Regions from separate parts of the Homo sapiens genome. Here regions 1 and 2 are each linked to region 3. Evidence: chromatin contacts called from ENCODE Hi-C or POLR2A ChIA-PET data. All regions are on one chromosome and are shown on one strand. The core of a region is the stretch at or near the end of the contact, and the rest is flanking DNA. Distances in the headings are between cores, read along the strand shown.

The links. Hi-C counts contacts between places; a loop is a spot of excess contacts on that map. ChIA-PET counts read pairs that join two places held with the same protein, here RNA polymerase II (POLR2A). Pooled maps may share reads with other maps.
Region 1: a map of gastrocnemius medialis shows a loop between it and region 3 (10-fold over the local background). The contact joins the promoter of P2RX1 here to the promoter of PFN1 in region 3. A Hi-C loop is called at or near these places in 1 of 168 maps with a recorded cell type or tissue (gastrocnemius medialis), 3 of 37 single-sample maps with no recorded cell type and 5 of 50 pooled maps.
Region 2: a pooled map shows a loop between it and region 3 (8-fold over the local background). The contact joins the promoter of TRPV3 here to the promoter of PFN1 in region 3. A Hi-C loop is called at or near these places in 2 of 37 single-sample maps with no recorded cell type and 3 of 50 pooled maps. POLR2A ChIA-PET finds 5 or more read pairs at or near these places in 1 of 52 experiments (B cell).

What each region holds. Positions count from the first base shown.
Region 1 is chr17:3,913,551-3,917,760 of GRCh38, reverse strand. It overlaps P2RX1 (purinergic receptor P2X 1), which reads left to right and starts at 1,296. Exons shown (of 12, transcript NM_002558.4): 1 at 1,296-1,672. The coding sequence starts at 1,536. RefSeq lists enhancers at 2,123-2,192, 2,915-2,984, 3,095-3,174, 3,405-3,474, 3,545-3,604.
Region 2 is chr17:3,556,562-3,560,822 of GRCh38, reverse strand. It overlaps TRPV3 (transient receptor potential cation channel subfamily V member 3), which reads left to right and starts at 3,011. Exons shown (of 18, transcript NM_145068.4): 1 at 3,011-3,147. RefSeq lists enhancers at 1,180-1,994, 1,903-2,132, 2,163-2,212, 2,293-2,352, 1,995-2,811 and 2 more and a silencer at 3,993-4,052.
Region 3 is chr17:4,945,944-4,950,254 of GRCh38, reverse strand. PFN1 (profilin 1) reads left to right here and starts at 1,725. Exons shown (of 3, transcript NM_005022.4): 1 at 1,725-1,992; 2 at 3,435-3,627; 3 at 4,258-4,311. The coding sequence starts at 1,861. It also overlaps a transcript of ENO3 not described here. RefSeq lists silencers at 266-675, 1,136-1,385, 1,516-1,855, 2,126-2,195, 2,226-2,455 and 1 more and enhancers at 766-935, 3,816-3,895.

The DNA of each region.
Region 1 (4,210 bases), core at 47-2,546, 1.0 Mb after region 3:
TTAGAAAAGCCCATGACACCCACTGGATTAGCAGAAACTCCGCGAGGGGTGAGGCTGATCTACTTGACAAGGAGAGACTGACCTGGGTGCTGGAAGGGGCCATGGGCAGCCCTCTGTGGGTGACCCCCATTCAGACAGGCTGCCGGGATTCCCAGCCCCAGGGCCTGGCTCCCTGCCCAGAGCACTTCCAGCTCATGGCTCGCCAGCAAGAAGACTCCTTATCAGCCTTAAGGGTGGGGCGGCTCCGACGACAGGGCCGTGGGGGCTCGCCAGGGAGGCCCCTGCTTCCAGCTTGAACCTCCAGTACCACCCCGGGTGAGCTTGGGCAACTCATTTCTCTTCTCTGAGCTTGGTTTTCTCATCTTCAAAACGAGGGGTGGGGCTGGGGAGGCCTCCAGCTCTGAGGAGCCAACGTGGGACCCTCTGCCCACCCCAAACCCCTGTGTTCAGGGCCCGAGCTGGGGGTGGGAAGGGAAGGCAGGGACTGCAGAGGTGCTGTGCCCCAGACTCAATGGTGGCCTCCAGTTCTCTGTCCCGTGTTGCTGAGACCCATCCCCTGTGAGCCTCGACCTAGAAGGAACAGCCCTTATTACCCCAATTTACAGATGAGGAAGCAGGCTCGGAGAGGCAAGGTGACACCCAGCCCCCACAGCCAAGAAGTGGCAGAGCCAGGGATCTCCGAGGTCAGGCTCTCTCGGCTGGTCTTGGGCCCCCCATGGCACTGGTGACGGATGTGGTGCTGGTCTTGGCTGGGCACCTGCCACCTCTCTCCCTCTGATGGTGGCCCCGGCAGGACAGACAGTGGGAGAGGAGAGCTGGGGGATAGAGATGCCAGCTCAGCACCGAGGTTGACCGGGCACAGGCCAGGCTGGAACTCAGAGCCTCCTTCCTCTCTGCCTTGCTCGCTGCAGACCCCCAGGGACGAAGCAGCCAACCCTGGTGGGGGAGGGTGGAGGGTGGTGGATGGGGCTGGGGATGGAGGTCTCATTTTGGCAGTGGAGGGGAGTCGCGGGGAGTCCCCTAATCTGAGGAGACTCCAGCTTCCCCCAGGCCCTGGCCAGAGCTCCATCTTGCCAGGTTTTGGGGGGAGGATAACTTGAGGAGTCGACTGAGAGCTTTATCTTTGCCCCTGTGACGGGTGGCCTGTGGTTTCCTGCCAACAACTCCTGTTTCCGGAGGCCCAACAAGGCCCACGCAGAGCCAGGAGGGGCAGTGGGGCTGGGCCTGGGTGGCCCCACCAGCCCCGCCCCATCTATCTTTGGGAATTTATTTGTCCATGGGCGAGGCTGGCCTGCAGTCTGTTGCCTTCCAGGGGCCAAGAGCTGCTCTGATCACCCAGGGATTCTCTCTCCAACCCAAGTGCCTCCAGCTGACCTCTGGCTCCTGTCCTCTGGCTCCACCTGCACCGCCCTGCTCTTCCTAAGGGGCCAGGAAGCCCCCAGAAGCTCTACCATCGACGTGGGTGGTGGCACCCGGCTCACCCTGAGAGCAGAGGCCGTGCAGGGGGCTCAGTTCTGAGCCCCAGCCGGCCCACCATGGCACGGCGGTTCCAGGAGGAGCTGGCCGCCTTCCTCTTCGAGTATGACACCCCCCGCATGGTGCTGGTGCGTAATAAGAAGGTGGGCGTTATCTTCCGACTGATCCAGCTGGTGGTCCTGGTCTACGTCATCGGGTGAGTCCGGGCGCCTCCCGCTGCCTGCACCAGCCCCTACCCCGGGCCTGTCCTCCAGACTCTGACATCCCTTGCGTGACACCAGCGAGCCCCTCTTCCTCTCCATCCAGGGGAAGGCCTTCCTGGCAAGCCACTGTGCGAGAATAGAAAATCCTGCCAACTCGCTGTTGAGATGGGGACGAGGCCGGAGGGGAAGCCCTGCCCGGGGGCCTTCGGTGAACAGGAGGCAGAGTCTCTGGGTTCTGAGGAGCCGGCTCAGTGTTATGGTTCCTTTGAGTGGTTAGTGGTGTTCAGGGCCAGGGCACCACCAACCACAGCCACTGAGTCCTCGACCTCTGACCGCCTGCCAAACCAGGCCGCCACTGACACACAGAGGCCATACCCCACACCCGTCACCCCATATGACAAGTTAGAGAGAGACAGACTCTGCTGCCAGCTTCCCTGCCTGAGCAAGGGACATCCAGGGACGTTTGAGGCCCCCGGAGCAGAGAAACTCTCACATTCTGAATACCTGGTGCCTTCATGTTGGCATGTCAGGCGGAGGACAGAGATTGGTTCTGGTCCCAGGGATGATAGTTCCTTTCTGGGCATCTCCGGACCTGTCCCACCGGGCTGGGAGTGCAGAATCAGAGGCAGCGTGGGACGCTCCTGCAGTATGGTTGTCTCGGGAGCCAAGACAGGCCTGGCAGAGGCTGGCACACTTGTGAGTGTGCATATGGAGCTCTGTGCCTATATGTGTCTGGGTGTGTGTCCCTGGTGCTGAGTGCCCACATGTGGGTACCCTTATGTGTACATATGGCTGTGCCCATGTCTGCCCTGTGGCCAAGTGTCTGGGTGGCCAGTGTGTGTCCCCTGTGTGTGGTGCATCTTGTCCACTCACAGTGACTCTGCAGAGGTCTCCTGGAGGCCCCAGGGCCACTGGAGGGGGCTCAGCCCCTGCTGGGGTCCTAGGGGTGCCCAGTAGCCCCTGCCTGCCTTTGCCGTGTGATTCTGAGAGCTCTACCCTCCCCATTTTTACCATGGTTCCGAACCAGAACTGCTAAATGGAGTCCAGGGCAGGCTGACCCAGGGCCCAAACAAGGACCATGAAGTCCTAGTCCCCCGGAAACTTCTGGCGTCCAAAAGAGCCCTCCTTCTGTCCCACCAGTCCCCAGAACCTCAGAGCCGGCCAGGTGGACCCAGGGCCAGACCCCAGCCTTGACCTCTCCTCTCTCTTGTTCAGAAACTAATTTGACATCTGTGATGTCTGAGCTTGTGAGGGAAACTGAGGCCCAGAGAGGGGCAGTGGGGTTTCCAGGTCCACAGCAAGTCAGCAGCAAACCCAGGGTTGCAGCTGAGCCCTCCTGACCCCCAGGCCTCTGCTGTGCCTTCTCCTTCCTCACCATCACAAGGGGCTGTGGATCCTTTCTACTGGGCACTGATGGTGGGATGCCAGGTACAGGACGGGCCGGAAGTCCACCCTTAGTATCACTCCTGACCGTCCCTGGGAGAGGCTGTCTGCGCAGGCCCAGCCTACCCTTGCTGGAAGAGGCTGGGGGAAGGCTGTCCTCTCTCTGCCCCTGCGGCTCCCTAGTTCTGCTTTCAGATCTGCAGGTGTGAGGGGCACCAGGTCCCTCCTCTGTGTGTGTCACAGGCTGTCAGCGTTGGAGGGACCCACCCATTCCCAGCCGTAGCCTATGCCCCAAGCTGCTGCCCAGCCGGGAACCTATACCTCCAGTGACGGGGACCTCACTACCGTCCTCCTGCCTGTCTTCCCTCCCAAGACTGTCTAATCAGTTTCCAAATGGATGTGGCCCTTCTCGGTGTCTGTGGGGCTCAGGACCACAGGGATTAGCCAGGATCTCACAGCTTAGTAAGAGACTAACCAGGATTTGAACCCACCTGCATGGCTCCAAAGTCAGCCTTGATATTCTGGAAAGGCAACCTCCTCAGAGAGAGGGCACTGGCCTGCCCACGTCACACAGCAGAGGGTGGAAGGAAGGCAGAGTCCGTCATCACCAGCAACCCCCAGGGCTGCAGGCCCAGGCTTCCAGCTCCTGCTCAGGCTGTGGTGCCTGCTGTCTCTTGCGCCCTCGTCTGGCCACTGCTCAGTACTGCACTGACCTCTCAGCCAGGAACCCACAGCGGCAAACCGAACCCCTGACCCAGCCTGGACTTGGTCTTGGCATCTCCGGACTCAGCTTCCTAACCGGCCCGTGGGGCACGGGTTGCAGGGGACCACCCCCCCCAAGAGTGCACTCAGCTCAGCACTTTGCTGTTTCCTGAGGAGGGCTTTGCTTTCATGTCTGATCCTGTGGGCACTGCCAGGGGATGGAAAGGAGCATGAGAGAAGAGCCAGGCCCCCGTGTCCCAGACACAGGGCAAAGCCTGGGTGGGGGATGGGTGGACACAGAGACAGACCTGGACAGAGGGACAAACGCCAGAGCACAACTCAGACGAAGGGTGGGAGGTCCCGAGACTCAGAGATGGACAGAGTTACTGAGGCTGAGCAGGGAGGCTGAGAAGCCAAGAACACAGACTCAGGAGGAAAACCGAGGC
Region 2 (4,261 bases), core at 1,762-4,261, 1.4 Mb after region 3:
GTTTCCTCCAGGTCTTTTCGTGGCATGAGAGCTCATTTCTTTTATTGGAGGATAACATTCCATTCTCTTGGATGTAGCACTCTTTTTTTTTTTTTTTTTTTTTTTTTTTTTTGAGACGGAGTCTTGCTCTGTCGCCCAGCCTGGAGTGCAGCGGTACAACCTCGGCTCACTGCAAGCTCCGCCTCCCAGGTTCACGCCATTCTCCTGCCTCAGCCTCCCGAGTAGCTGGGACTACAGGCACCCACCACCATGCCCAGCAAATTTTTTTGTATTTTTTGTAGAGATGGGGTTTCGTCATGTTGCCCAGGCCAGGTCTTGAACTGCTGGCCTCAAGCAATCCACCTGCCTTCGCCTCCCAAAGTGCTGGGATTACAGGCGTGAGCCACCACGCCTGGCCGGATGTACCACTCTTTATCCATTCACCTACTGAAGGACATTTTGGTTGCTTCCAAGTTTTGGCAATTATAAGTAAAGTTGCTATAAATATCTATGGGCAATTTTTGTGTGGGCATAAGTTTTCAGCTTCTTTGAATAAACACCAAAGAGTGTGATTGCTGGATTGAATGGTAAGAGTATGTTTAGTTTTGTAAGAAACCACCAAAGTGTCTTTCAAAGTGGCTGCACCGTTTTACATTCCCACCAGTGATGGCCGAGAGTTCCTGTTGCTCCATGTCCTCACCAGCATTTGCTGGTGCTGTCAACATTTTGGATTTGGGCCATTCTAAAGAGTATGAAGTGGTCATTTTATCTTTTATCTTTTTTTCTGTTTCTCTCTGTGTGTGTGTGTGTGTTTAATTTAAACTTAATAGCATTGACCAATGTGTTGTATGCATTTACACTATAGCATGTTATATTTTTGTTCTGATCATATTCCTTTTCACTTTTCCATTCTTTTTCTTTTTTCTTTCTTTCTTTTTTTTTTTTTTTTTTGGAAACGGAGTCTCGCTCTGTTGCCCAGGCTGTACAGTGGTGCAGTCTCGGCTCACTGCAACCTCTGCCTCCTAGGTTCAAGCAATTCTCCTGCCTCAGCCTCCCGAATAGCTGGGACTACAGTGTGCAGCACCTCACCCCGCTAATTTTGTATTTTTAGTAGAGACGGGGTTTCACCATGTTGTGGCCTCTTCCCTCCTTCCAAGTCCAGGCAGATGCTCCCTCTTTCCCGAACTCATCCCCTACACCCCATCACAGGGACTTCCTCCCGCCTTGGGGGTCTCAGCCCATTTTGTCCTGATGACCCACATGGTGGGTCATGGTTCCTGCCTGAGCCTGTGTCCCCTGTGGCCCACGAGGGTGGACACGGCCTTCTCCAGTTCTGAATCCCTCGTTGTCCACCTGCGCCCTTGCCACGGCCTCTCCCGTGGGCTCTCACCATGTGCTGGGTTAAATGGGGTTGAATATAGACCATCTAAGGGGCTGAAGCTGCTGCTTCTGTGTGTTTGGGGTGGGATTAGGATGGGCTCGGGCTTCCTAAGTAGTGACTGTGACTCCACTGGGTGACCTGGCTCCTGCTGCCTCTCATAGCAGAGCGGGGGTCCCCTTCTTCCTTGCTGGGCACAGGGCACACCTCTGGGTGGGAGACAGGGGCCTTTTTCACCAGCTCCCACCTGCCCTCTGAGAAAAGTTATGAACACGAGCAAAATGGAAGCACTGACATTTGGCAGCAGCTTCCTCCCCAGGCGTCTGAGCCGCCAGAGGCAAACAGGGAGGGCGCGGGGCTGGGTCGGGAGAGGGTGAGTAAGCTAGTGGCCGGAGGCCGTGCTCAACCCCAGATCGGGCTTTTCCGGTCGAGTTTCAGGCACAGTCATGAGATTTCAGATTGTGAGTGGGAACTTCAGGACCCCCTGACTTCAACGGCAGAAGCGGTCTCCTGCTTCACCCACACCCTCAAGTCTGGTCTGCCCCTTACCGGCCATAGGTCCTGCTCTCCCGTGGCCTAGAAGCCTCACCTGCCTCCTGCCTCCTCCCCAGGCCAGGCAGGTTGTGATGATGAGGGATTGAGAGGCTCACAGCTGGGGATTTCCCTGCCCATCAGGCGCCAGCTGCGGCCGCGTCAGCAGAGACTTCCTGCTCTGTCCCAGCTGTGTCTTGTCCACATCTCGCCCCGGGGAGCAGGTGTGCAGTTCCTGAGTGACGCGAGACACACACGGCCATCCTGACTCACTCCACCCACTTCACAGCTGCAGCCTGGGCCAGGAGAGAGGGCACCGATTCCTTCTATGACGCCCTGGCCTTGGAGAAGGGCAACCTGGGCAGTTGCTGGGAGAATACATTGAGATGACAAAAGCAATCATAGCTAAGAGCTGACATTGTTTATTGAGTTCTTGCCGTGCCCTGGGCCTTGTTCTGGCCCTTTCTACTTGTACTTGTTGAAGCCCCACGATAACCTTGCAAAGTGGGTTTATGAAGCACGTTTCACAGATGAGGAGACTGAGGCTCGGAGAAATGACCTGCTAAGGTCATTCAGCCAGGAAGGGGTGAGGCTGACACTAAGGGCCATGATGCGTGACTGCTGGTGGACAGCATTAAATGGGGACTTCCGTCCCCGAGAGACCTGATCCCAGGAACCGACTTTTGAGAACAAGTGCCGAGTCTTGGGGCTGGCCACCCTGAGGTCAACCAGGCTAGGCCTGGGCTGCGGTCTTCCCTCCCAGGGGACAGAGCAGAGCGCTTGACTCTTCACTAGGCCCTCCCACCTCTGTGATCTCTTTGGCTCTTCACGGCTCCCTTGGAAAGTAGATGTTATCATTCCCATTTCCTAGTTGGAAAAATAGGCCTGAGATGGGCAGTCCCTGCCCAGCATGGAATGCCAGAGAGGGAGGAGTTGGACCCACAACTTCGATCTTGGCACCTGCGGCCTCCCCTGCCTTTTCTCCGGTGGGGATGAGGCTGCTGTGTGGGTGTGGGGGTGACTCACACGGGCCACGTGGGTGGGCGGGTGCTGCAGCTGTGGCTGGTGGGCGTGGCCTGCCTGGCGCCGAGGGCAGGTGGCTCAGCCAGTTCTGCCTCTGACGCCTCATTCCAGCCATCCCTCTGCCTGCAATGAGAGCTTCCCGCCGCCTCAGCCACAGTCCCACCCGGGGGCCTTGGGCCCCAGACATGCGGTGATCTCAGGGCAAGGGTTGCCACGACCACCCAGAACCTCACCAGGTGAGTCTTCTGTGCACAAGGCAGCTGGTGATCTCCAAGGCCCCTGGGGAGCCCAGAGCGTGGCCCTCAGAGGTCCTCTGGGCCATGTCTGCCCTTGGCCAATAGGCCTTGGGAGGAGGGTTGGAAGGAGCTTGGGCCCCAGCCAGGGGCCCACTCTTGGCTGTAGGGAGGCACTCTTGGCTGCACTCTTGGCTGTAGGGATGTGTGAGAATATAGGTCCTTACAGACTCAGGAACATTCCCCTGAGGTTTGGGAATCCTGGGGAGGGACATCTCAATCTCACCACTGCTGGGGGCAGAGGAGAGGCTCCTGCCTCCCGAGGCTGACCCAGGGAGGTGGCTTTCTGGGGCAGGATTGTGATGGGAGTTCAGGATGGGAGGAGGTGGCCCCACCGTGGGAGACAGACGGGGCCCAGGCATCTCACAGGTGCTGAGTCAGCAGCTGTGGCTCCGCGGCCTGGTCTGTCGCCCGGGAAAGGCCATTTCAATCAGTGTCAGGGATTGGGAGAGAGAGGGAGGGCCAGGGCAACAAGAGAGTCCAGCAGGTGAGAACGTGGGGTTTACGGGGTGACTCAGGGAGCTAATGATAGCTGCTGCGGCCCTAGTCCAGAGTTCCCTGAGCCTCTCCTGCCCCAGAGGCCCAGGGCAGGCCACATTCTCGGGCCCAGAGAAGAGAGAGAGCAACCAGCTCTCAGGGCCACAGAGTCCTTGGGGACCATTCAGCCCACTTCTCAGAAAGGAAACCAGAGGCCCTGGGAGGGGCAAGAGACGTGCCCTTCTTCTGTCTCCTTCACGCTCGGTGCATCCCAGCCTTTTAGTCCACCAAAGGCCACGTGGGGATGGGGAAAGCCATAGAGGCTGCCCATCCTCATCAGGCCGTGACTGGACACGGGAGGGCCGGGTGCCCAGGAGTCCCTCTCTGTGGGCTACTCCACCTGCCTGGCCTCAAGGTTGCCTACGCTCCAGGGCCAAAGCTCTCCCTCGCCGATGCCTCCTCCATCCTGAGCCTGCTCCCTTTGAGTTGGAGGGCGGGGGACTCTCTCCAGCCTGATGACACCTGGCTCCGGAAACTTCCTCCAGGAAGCTTTCCTATTGGGGTAGGATCACCAGTGGCC
Region 3 (4,311 bases), core at 476-2,975:
CTCCACTTTGCCGGCTCTGGGGCCAGTGCGGGGTCTGCCCCGAGCTCCTCTGCAGCCATACCAGCCGACCGGCGGGGGACACACGGCGCCTCGGCCCGACTCGGAGGCCCTTCCCGTCGGCGCCGGGGCAGCGCGCGCCCGGTGACTCACCCCCGCCGCCCTCTCCCCACCCCTGCTCCCCGCCCCGCCGGCCCGCGCGGCCTCCCAGCCCCCACCCCAGGCCACCTGCCCCGCCACCCGTCCAGTCTCCCCTCTCGCCCCGCCCCCTCATCTCAGGCCGCTCCTCCCGGGATTTTTCCACCCTGGGGTAGGGGTGCGGTGGGCCAGGGGTCAGGAGATGGCGGGCGGGGAGCGCCGCCACGTGCCCGGGTGCGGCCCCGCCCGAGCCCGCCAGTGACTCAGCCGCGCGGCTGTCGAGGAACACGGACTCGAGGGGCGTCGGGGACTGTGGGATTCGGCGTGGACGCCAGGGATGCGCGCCGCGCTCGGGAGGAGAGAGAAAACCAACCCCCTTTCCGCCCGGGCCGCGCTCGGTGACCCCTTGCCCCTAGCCCAGGCTCCGGAAGCCGCCCAGCCCTCGGCGGCGGGTCGGAGGAGGCGGTTTCACCGCGGCCGCCGCACGGCCGTCCCGCCCGTCCCGCCCTCCCCAGGTGGCTGTGAGCGCACATCTGACTGCGAAGAAACCCAAAGGGCCCGAAGTGGGACTTTCCCCTTCTTGAAAAAGTTGCCACTCTTGCAACTTGAGTATTCTTCCGCCTCGAAAAATAGCCCCGCCTGTTAAGCCCCGCGGGTGTCCGCGCTCTGTGACCTCTGCAGACACAGGCCAAGGGGCACGGCCGGTGATCCAGACATTGCCTGCCTGGGGCGGGCGGGGCTGGGATGTGGGGTGAGGCCCTGGGCTAGAGCCGATCCAGAGAAGGGACAATCCTCTAGACTGAGAATGGGCCCTGGTGAACCCAACCTGCACGACCCGAGAAGACGCTGGGGACAGAAGTGGCCCCGGTGGGTGCCTTCAGCTATGAGAGCGACTAGAGGATTTGGCCAAACTCTTCTTTGCTTTCTTATTACTTGAATAAGTAAAATCAAGGGTGGTGAGGCGGCAGCGCGCACGGCTTCGCCCCCGCCCCTTCCGCCAGGCGGGAGACACGTCCCCAGCCCGCCTTCCTTTCCCGCAGGGTCCACACGGGTCGGGCCGGGCGCGCTCCCGTGCAGCCGGCTCCGGCCCCGACCGCCCCATGCACTCCCGGCCCCGGCGCAGGCGCAGGCGCGGGCACACGCGCCGCCGCCCGCCGGTCCTTCCCTTCGGCGGAGGTGGGGGAAGGAGGAGTCATCCCGTTTAACCCTGGGCTCCCCGAACTCTCCTTAATTTGCTAAATTTGCAGCTTGCTAATTCCTCCTGCTTTCTCCTTCCTTCCTTCTTCTGGCTCACTCCCTGCCCCGATACCAAAGTCTGGTTTATATTCAGTGCAAATTGGAGCAAACCCTACCCTTCACCTCTCTCCCGCCACCCCCCATCCTTCTGCATTGCTTTCCATCGAACTCTGCAAATTTTGCAATAGGGGGAGGGATTTTTAAAATTGCATTTGCAAAGTTCGGTGTCTGGGCTGGCGAGTGGGGGAGGGAGGGAATGGGGAGTAGGCCCCGCCCCTACCGTCCTTTGCAAATAAAAATCTAGCGGGGCGGGGGGGGGGAGGAGCAGGAAGTGGCGGTGCGAGGGCTGCTGCACAGCGAGCGGAGCCGCGGTCCGGACGGCAGCGCGTGCCCCGAGCTCTCCGCCTCCCCCCGCCCGCCAGCCGAGGCAGCTCGAGCCCAGTCCGCGGCCCCAGCAGCAGCGCCGAGAGCAGCCCCAGTAGCAGCGCCATGGCCGGGTGGAACGCCTACATCGACAACCTCATGGCGGACGGGACCTGTCAGGACGCGGCCATCGTGGGCTACAAGGACTCGCCCTCCGTCTGGGCCGCCGTCCCCGGGAAAACGTTCGTCAACATCACGGTACTGCGAGGCCTGCGCGGTCCGGGGCACTGCTCCGGTTTGGACCCTGAGGGAGGGACTTGGGTGGGGGCGGGCGCGGTCTAGGGCGCGCAGCGAGAGGCCCTGACTGGGTGCTTGCCCTGGAAGCGGCGCGAATGGCGGCTGCACGTGAGTGGGTCCCTCAGTTGCCCGTAGGTCCTATGCCCCAGGCGGCGGCGCCCATCCCGCCCGCTACCCCGCTTTCCGCGACGGGGCGTTACATCCGGGGCACAGGGCGGGGAGGGGCGCGGCGCCCGGTGCGGCGGCCCACTTCCGCCTCTCCCAGGGCGGGGCGGGGACGCGCCTCAGTTTTTACTGGGGATTGGGATTGAGAGGGGACCCGGGGATCCTTGGACCCCCAGCTCCCCGTCCGGCTGCCAGCCCGCGTCCCTCTACCATTGTTTCTCCTGGTGCGGAAGGGAGCCCCAGGCGCGTGGTCTTGGTCCCTTGCCCACCCTCTGTGGGCTTCTGGCCCCTCCTAACTCCGTTAGAGAGGGCGAGGCCACCACACGCCCCCCCAGCTCAGCACGTTGGATTCAACATTCCTGCGAGGCCAATCCCGGAAGTCCCCTCGCCCTCCCTTCCCGCCATCCGGCGGGGCCTGGAGCAGGGGAACTTTGTGAGAAGTTCTGAGACAGCATAAGCGAAAGTATATTGGTTTACTACCGCTGCTCCCACCACCATCTCCCTGTCCACACTGCCCGGAAGTGGGGAGGGGGAGCGGAAGTTCAAAAGGGGGGGGAAGGGGGTTTCCGGGCGGGAGGGGACCGGATGTGGGGGCTTGGGGTGAAAGGGGGAGGGGGGAAAGGTTCCCGGGGTACCTAGACCCGAGAGCTGGCCTGCCGGGTCTGGCCCCTGTCCACCTTCAAAAGTTTTCCAACTTTCCCGGAAAGCCCCCAGGGGTCTGCTTCCTCATCTCAGAGCAGAGATACCTGGAGCTAAACTCTAGGTTACTTGGAGACCCAGGCGTCCGGGCCCTAACAGCTCCTGCAGAACCTTTGACCAAATAAGGGCAAAGTTGCTTCTCTTGCCTCGCCCGCCCCCCTCCCTTCCCCTCTCCGCTTCTGCTTTTCCTGAAGGAGAGTTCTGAGCATCCAAAGGCTCCTCACTTACCTCACTGACTCCCTTTATTTCCTGGGTTTACTTTCCCCATTAACACTGACATCTAAATCTCTAGAGGAGTATGTCATCCCTTCCTCCCTGGTTCCATATTCTAAGTTTCAGAATCATGATCTTTTTCTGCACTAACGTCCCACAGTCCTCAGAGTTTCTCACAGTTCATTGATGTGTACTGAGTATATAATTTATACTTAGCCCCCACGGCGGGGTGGTTCTCAGAAGTGGAAGACAGGTGGGTCTTTGGAGAACACGGTGGGAATCTTGGTGCACTGACTAACTTGATGGGCGCTTGGTTCCTCTTCCAGCCAGCTGAGGTGGGTGTCCTGGTTGGCAAAGACCGGTCAAGTTTTTACGTGAATGGGCTGACACTTGGGGGCCAGAAATGTTCGGTGATCCGGGACTCACTGCTGCAGGATGGGGAATTTAGCATGGATCTTCGTACCAAGAGCACCGGTGGGGCCCCCACCTTCAATGTCACTGTCACCAAGACTGACAAGAGTGAGTTCCTGAGTCTTACCCTTCCTTTAGCTCCAAGATCTCTAATGTACCGCCTTCTGGTAATCTTGAGGGTGCTTTTTTGTGTGATTCCCCAACATGAAGGGAGTCAGACCAGTATTGTGTTCCTTGTCTGCTGGATGCTGGAACACGGGATAGTCCCTCCATTCTGTCTCAGTTCCTCATCTTGTAATTCGAAGTTGCTGAACTGCATTACCTCTTAAATTACTTACTGCCTTGAGCTCGGATTAGAAACTGTTTTCTAGGAGTATAGGTAGATTGTTGGGGTCTTGAATCATCGAGTTCATCGTTTGAGTTCTTTTGTTAGAACCTGGAGGTGGCATGCACATCCACAGCCCTTTCTAGCCTGAACACATGAATCAACAGTCTATGAGCCTTTGACCCCTAAGTTTTTAGTCTGTTCCTCTCCAGCGTTTAAGCTTGATTTTCCTCTTTTGAAAAGCCTTATTGTTTCAGGGTGACTGACAGCCTGCCTGTGTGTGGTGGGGGGGCGGGTTGGGAGAGATGAGGTTGGGTTACAGCCCCCAGGGCTGGACAGCTGCTGAACAGCTGGCAGGGGGTGGAATTGTGACACCTGGATCCTAGCCTCCTTTCTCTTTCCTCCTCCTCCAGCGCTAGTCCTGCTGATGGGCAAAGAAGGTGTCCACGGTGGTTTGATCAACAAGA